Regions from separate parts of the Homo sapiens genome. Here region 1 is linked to region 2. The links are chromatin loops, found by intact Hi-C in ENCODE. Cell type or tissue: heart left ventricle. All regions are shown on one strand. Links, peaks and the distances in the headings refer to the core of each region. The heading gives the core; the rest is flanking DNA.

What was found. A loop is a pair of places that touch in the nucleus more often than their neighbours do. Peaks named below come from ENCODE experiments on the same cell type or tissue, not always from the same donor. Only the 100,000 strongest peaks of a DNase experiment are listed, where the experiment ranks them.
Region 1: a loop joins it to region 2, with 3 times the contacts of the local background. A loop is called at or near these places in 8 of 110 quality-filtered maps.

What each region holds. Positions count from the first base shown.
Region 1 is chr11:66,577,809-66,580,711 of GRCh38, forward strand. No RefSeq gene overlaps it. Among named protein-coding and RNA genes, the nearest start is that of CTSF, 11 kb to the left of the region's middle. RefSeq lists an enhancer at 908-1,721. In heart left ventricle, for the core only: CTCF peaks have their summits at 1,363 (motif pointing right) and 1,566; a DNase peak (open chromatin) is centred at 1,403.
Region 2 is chr11:66,407,328-66,410,230 of GRCh38, forward strand. It overlaps a transcript of NPAS4 not described here. Among named protein-coding and RNA genes, the nearest start is that of NPAS4, 12 kb to the right of the region's middle. RefSeq lists a silencer at 1,574-1,633. In heart left ventricle, for the core only: no CTCF peak of the experiment used is centred there; DNase peaks (open chromatin) are centred at 1,304 and 1,714; H3K4me3 peaks cover 1,195 bases; H3K27ac peaks cover 341 bases.

The DNA.
Region 1 (2,903 bases), core at 270-2,769, 170 kb after region 2:
GACTGACCAACCTGGGTTCTAATTCTGGTTCTGCCTCTTCGAATTGACTATGTGACCATGAGCAAGTTACTTTGTTTTTGGAGCCTATTTGTACATACAGAAAGAGCACCTGGCCTGATTAGGCTCTTCTGATCTTTAGTAGACATGAGCCAGGCATGCTGGACACCCTGCAGTGTTTGGGACAGTCCTGCAAAACAGATCATTGTTCCATGTCCTGCACAACTTTCTAATGTCCTATAAGTTATTTACATGAGTGGAAAACCTGCTTATAGTTATGAGCTGAAAACCCTAACTCTGTTAGTTATGTAAACACATTATATTATATACACAGTTTTAGTATATACTGAATTTTCCAGGAATGTAGCTAAATGTAAATCAAAAGAATTTTCCTTACATGAGCTCAGATCTTTACAAGGAGTCATTCACCATTCACAAGATCATGTCTCTGAAGTTAACATGCCTGTATCAGTCTGTATTTAAGAGTGGTCCCAAGCCAGGCTCACACCTGTAATCACAGCTGCTTGGGAGGCCAAAGAGGGAGGATCACTTGAGGCCAGGAGTTCAAGACCAGCCTGGGAAACATAATGAGATTTCATCTGAAAAAAGAAAAGAAAGAAAGAAGGAATGAAGGAAGGAAGGAAGAGAAAACAAAAAAGAGAACAGTCCCACTTCACAATGACCATTTCAGATGTCTTCTAGTGTGATCCTGACCAAGGCTGTGCATATGGAAATGTAGATTTCTTTCTTTCTTTTTTTCTTGAGATGGAGTCTTGTTCTGTCACCCAGGCTGGAGTGGAATGGCGCGATCTCTGCTTGCTGCAACCTCCACCTCCCAGGTTCAAGTGATTCTCCTGCCTCAGATTCCCTAGTAGCTGGGATTACAGGTACGCAGCATCACCACACATGGCTAATTTTTGTATTTTTAGTAGAGACGGTGTTTCACCATATTGGCCAGGCTGGTCTGGAACTCTCCACCTCAAGTGATCCACCTGCCTCAACTTCCCAAAATGCTGGGATTACAGGTGTGTGCCACTGAGGCCGGCCAATATTTCACTATTATATTATTATTGTTATTATTTATTATTATTATTTTAGTAGAGATGGAGTTTTGCCATGTTGCCGAGGCAGGTTTCCAACTCCTGGGCTCAAGTGATCCGCTGCCTCGGCCTCCCAAAGTGCTGGGATTACAGGCGTGCGCCACCGCGCCCGGCCTACCTCTTTCTTTTGAGGCCACCCCTTCTTCCCACCGCTAAGCGTTCCAGAATCCACAGTGATTAATTCGTCCGAAAGAGCAGGGGAGTGAGGGAGGACTGGATTCTGAGGGTGCTGGCAGAACAACTGGAGTCGGGGGTCCACGGCGGTCATGACTATCGACACACGGTGGCGCTGTTGAGGCTCGGTCCTGCGCATTCCCGAGTGTCAGGAGCCCTGGAAGAAGTTGCAGGCTTCTCACCTCCCACGCAGCCACTGCACTCCGAAGCGCAACCACTGAGTCAGGGAGGCAGGGCCAGAGAGGAGTTTGGCATCACCGGATAAAAATCAGCCGTAATTTACATCCCCTACGTGTGGCTAAAAGTTAAAATGGACAGATCTGGGTCCTGCGCTTCACACCACCTACATAGCATCAACGCCTGGATGTCAAACTTAGCCAGAGCTGCGTATTGTTTTCATCCTCACCCGTCCTCAGGAATCTCCCATCCCAGCATATGGCATCACTATTCCCCCAGCTCTTCAGTCCAGAGAATTGGAAATGTCATTGATTCTTCCTTTGCCTTCATGCCGCACGTCTAGCCCATCTCCAAGTGCCCTGGAGTCCAGCCCTCCCCCCAATATCTCTCCAATCTGTCCACTTCTCCCCATTCCCGTAGCCGCCGCTTATGACCAAGCCCTCACCATTGCTTGCCTGACCGAATCCACTCCTGCCTCCAACAAGCTCCTCTGCAGGCCACAGCTGGAGGGACCTCCTTAAACATAAACCGGCCGGCACGGTGGCTCACGCCTGTAATTCCAGCGCTTTGGGAGGTCAAGGCAGGTGGATCGCCTGAGGTCAGCAGTTCAAGACCAGCCTGGCCAACATGGTGAAACCCTATCCCTACTAAAAATACAAAAATTAGCTGGGCATGGTGGCGCACACCTGTAATCCCAGCTACTGGGGAGGCTGAGGCAGGAGAATTGCTTAAACCCGGGAAGCAGAGGTTGCAGTGAGGGGAGATCCTGACACTGCACTCCAGCCTGCACAAGAGAGCAAAACTCTGCCTCAAAAACAACGATTGCCGGGCACAGTGGCTCACTCCTGAAATCCCAGCACTTTGGGAGGCCGAGGTGGGCGGATCACGAGGTCAGGTGTTTGAGACCAGCCTGGCCAACATAGTGAAACCCCGTCTCTACTAAAAATACAAAAAATTAGCTGGGCATGGTGGAGGGCGCCTGTAATCTCGGCTACTTGGGAGGCTGAGGCAGGAGAATCGCTTGAAGCCGGGAGGCAGAGTTTGCAGAGAGCCGAAATCGTGCCACTGCACTCCAGCCTGGGCAACAGAGCGAGACTCCATCTCAAAAAAAAAAAAAATTACAATATCACATTACTTAAGATGGGGTATAGGTGAATTTGATCAAGTATGATAAGGTTGGGGCTCCCAAGAGGGACTAAGGTCAACAAGGGTGAAAAAATGGCACGGCTTGGCCCTTAGTTGGTTTGCCCTAATATTTGTAGAATGAATGAATGGATGGGGATGGATGGGCATATGAATGGATAGAATGGATAGATGGATAGAAGGATAGACATTCCAGGCCCCAGGCTGGAGTGCAGTGGCGCAATCTCGGCTCACTGCAACCTCTGCCTCCCAGGTTCAAGCGATTCTCCTGCCTCAGCCTCCCAAGTAGCTGGGACTACAGGCACCCACCAC
Region 2 (2,903 bases), core at 261-2,760:
TACTAAAAAATACAAAAATTAGCTGCACCTGCAATCCCAGCTACTTGGGAGGCTGACCCAGGAGAGCTGCTTTAATCCAGGAGGTGGAGGTTGCAGTGAGTGAGCCGAGATTGTATCACTGCACTCCAGCCTGGGCAACAAGAGCAAAACTCCATCTCAAAATAAAATAAAATAAAATTAGAGATATTGATAATTGGGGAGGAGGGGGAGAGACTGGAGCATCTAGCTCCTATGAACACCCAAAACGCTGGAAGATAGGGAGACCCCCTGACCCTCTCCTGACTGTGGGCTGCTTGGTTTGTTAACGGTGGAGTAGCTTAGGATGGGCTCCTTCGTTCATCCTAAGGAGCAGGGGCTCACAGAGATGTGTTGGACTCACTTTCACCCTGCTACCTCATCCTAAAAAGCTCTGGGTCAGAGGCCCAGAGACCTGAGTTCCACCCTTGGCTGTCTGAAACCTCCGGAAAACCATTTCACTTCTCCCAGTCTCAGTCTCCTTATCTGTACATGGGAATGATTTTAATGCTCACTGTCCTGCTTATCTCAAGAGACTGTGAGGCTGGTCAAAAGAGACAAGGGGTGTGGAAGTGAAAGGGCCCAAGAGCACTTTTCACAGTCTTGAGTGCAGGAGGCCGTTCTGCCCCGTGCTGCTATGGGATCTTAGGCAAAGCCACAACTTCTTTCGGCTTCAGTTTTTCTCACTTTAAAATGATAATAGGCCAGGAGCGGTGGTTCACGTCTGTAATCCCAGCACTTTGGGAGGCTGAGGCAGGCAGATTGCTTGAGTCTAGGAGTTCGAGACCAGCCTGGGCAACATGGCAACACCCCATCTCTACTAAAAATACAAAAATTAACTGGGTGTGGTGGTGCGCGCCTGTAATCCCAGCTACTCAGGAGGCTAAAGCGAGAGGATTGCTTGAACCCAGGAGACAGAGGCTGGAGTGAGCTGAGATCGCACCACTGCACTCCAGTCTTGATGACAGAGTGAGACCCTGTCTCAAAAAATAAGTAAAATAAAATGATAATAATATTCTGCATTACAGAGTTGCTGTGAGAATGGAGTAATACGAGGAAAGCACGTAGCAAGTGCCTAACACATGGAGCGCGCTCGCTGAACGTTAATCACAAGTGTGATTGATCACAAGTTAATCCTAAGTGGTAAGAATGAGTCCCGCGTTAATCAGGGTTCTGGTGTGAAAATTGCTGAGTTCTTTTATGCTCTTCCCCTCTTGCAGACGCCAGAGGGCGACATAGACGGCGGGACTCCAGCCGCCAAGCACGCCCGCCGCAGCCCCACAATCGGCCACGCGGTGGCGCTAAGCCACACAATGCTTGGTTTGCCGCAGGCTTTGGGGAGCAGAGGGCTGACCGGGGGAGAGCGGAGACCGGGTAAGGGGGGCCTTGGGAGCCAGGGAGCCCTGAACCAGAGGGTCAAGGACCCCTGGACGGAGTATTCCCCGGGCTCCCGGGACACAACAAGATCAGCTGGGAATGAATGGGTCCTGGGCTTTTGGGAATCTGAGTGGGGCATCCCTTCCTCCGGGCGCCGGGCTGCACCCCCTTACCCTGGGCAGCCGCGGGGCCGTGACGCCTGGCGGAGGGGGCGCGCATCTCGGCGCGCGCCGGTCTTCGCAGTGGCTCATTCATCGCCGCCGAGGCACGCCGTTGCCATGGGGACGTGATGCAGGCGCGGGGAGCGGGAGGGAGAGGGAGGCCCCGGGTGACGTCCGCGCTCTTCTCGCAGCTAGTCTCCCGCGGCCTCCCAATTCTTGCCTAATTTGGAAGAGAGCCGCAGCCCTTCTGCTGATGCGCGCGCGCTGGCGCCTTTTTAAGGCAACTGGCGGAGTGGCGGCTCCACCAGAGCCTGGGAGCTGCCCCCGCCCCCGAGCCGCGAGCCCCGCGCCGGGCCGGGGAGTCCCCGGCGCCACACGCCCCCACCACCCCCATCTTAGCGCCCCCCACCCTCTATGGAGACATTTCAACCAGGGAGAAGGGAAGTCCTGCCCTTGCCCCTCGCCCCCGCCCTGCTCCTCCAACAGGGGAGACTTCTGTCCAAACCTTGGAAAGAAACGAGATGCCAGGCCTAGCGCCTTCGGGGATCCTCTCTGGACAAGGCCACAGGGTGAAAACACCAGGTGAGGACTTCACTACCCTTGGGGCCACCATGGGACCCTGGAGACCTTTGCCTCCCTCCAGGCGCCCCCGACCCCTTAAACTTTTTCTCCCTGAGCTCAGCCTGGAGCAGAGTTAGGATCCTGGGAAAGCCCCTTACCAGTTGCTCCAACCCCCTCCTTAAACTGGAAGGGAAACTGAGGCCCAGAGAAAAGTAGTGATTGACTAGGGCCACATGGCACGTTCCTAGAGGAAGAGCATGGGCCAGAACCCACAGATGCTGACCTCCTGGCCAGAGGTCAAGGCATTCCTTATGGTTGAGCATAGCCAGCCCCGTGTGCCAGTATCCAGCCCCTGCCCTGCACCAAGCAGAGGGGCTGGACACCTCTGTCATGGCACCAGCTGCCTCTCCTTCCCCAGCACAGTCTGGACCTGGGCGGACTTTTTGGAAAAGCTTCTGGATGCCACGGACTCCACGACCAACCAACTAGGTTGCTGCTGCTTGCAAACATCGCCTCCATTGAAGGATTCCTGCAGCCACCAGCTCTGGAACTTTCTGGAACCAAACATTTCCCCAGACTGCCTACAAGGACCAATTGGCCTCTGGATGTAGGTGTGGCCTGCAGGGGTCCGGCAGGGCTCCCCAGAGTCAAGTGGACCCAGCCCTTTGGACCCCCTGCCCGGTCCTATTGACCTCTGCTCTCTCCCTGCAGCACTTCCTGGAGGCGTTTGACCGGGACCTGGGAGGGCAGCTGAGAAGTGCCTGACCATTCTCAAGGAGCTGCGTGGAT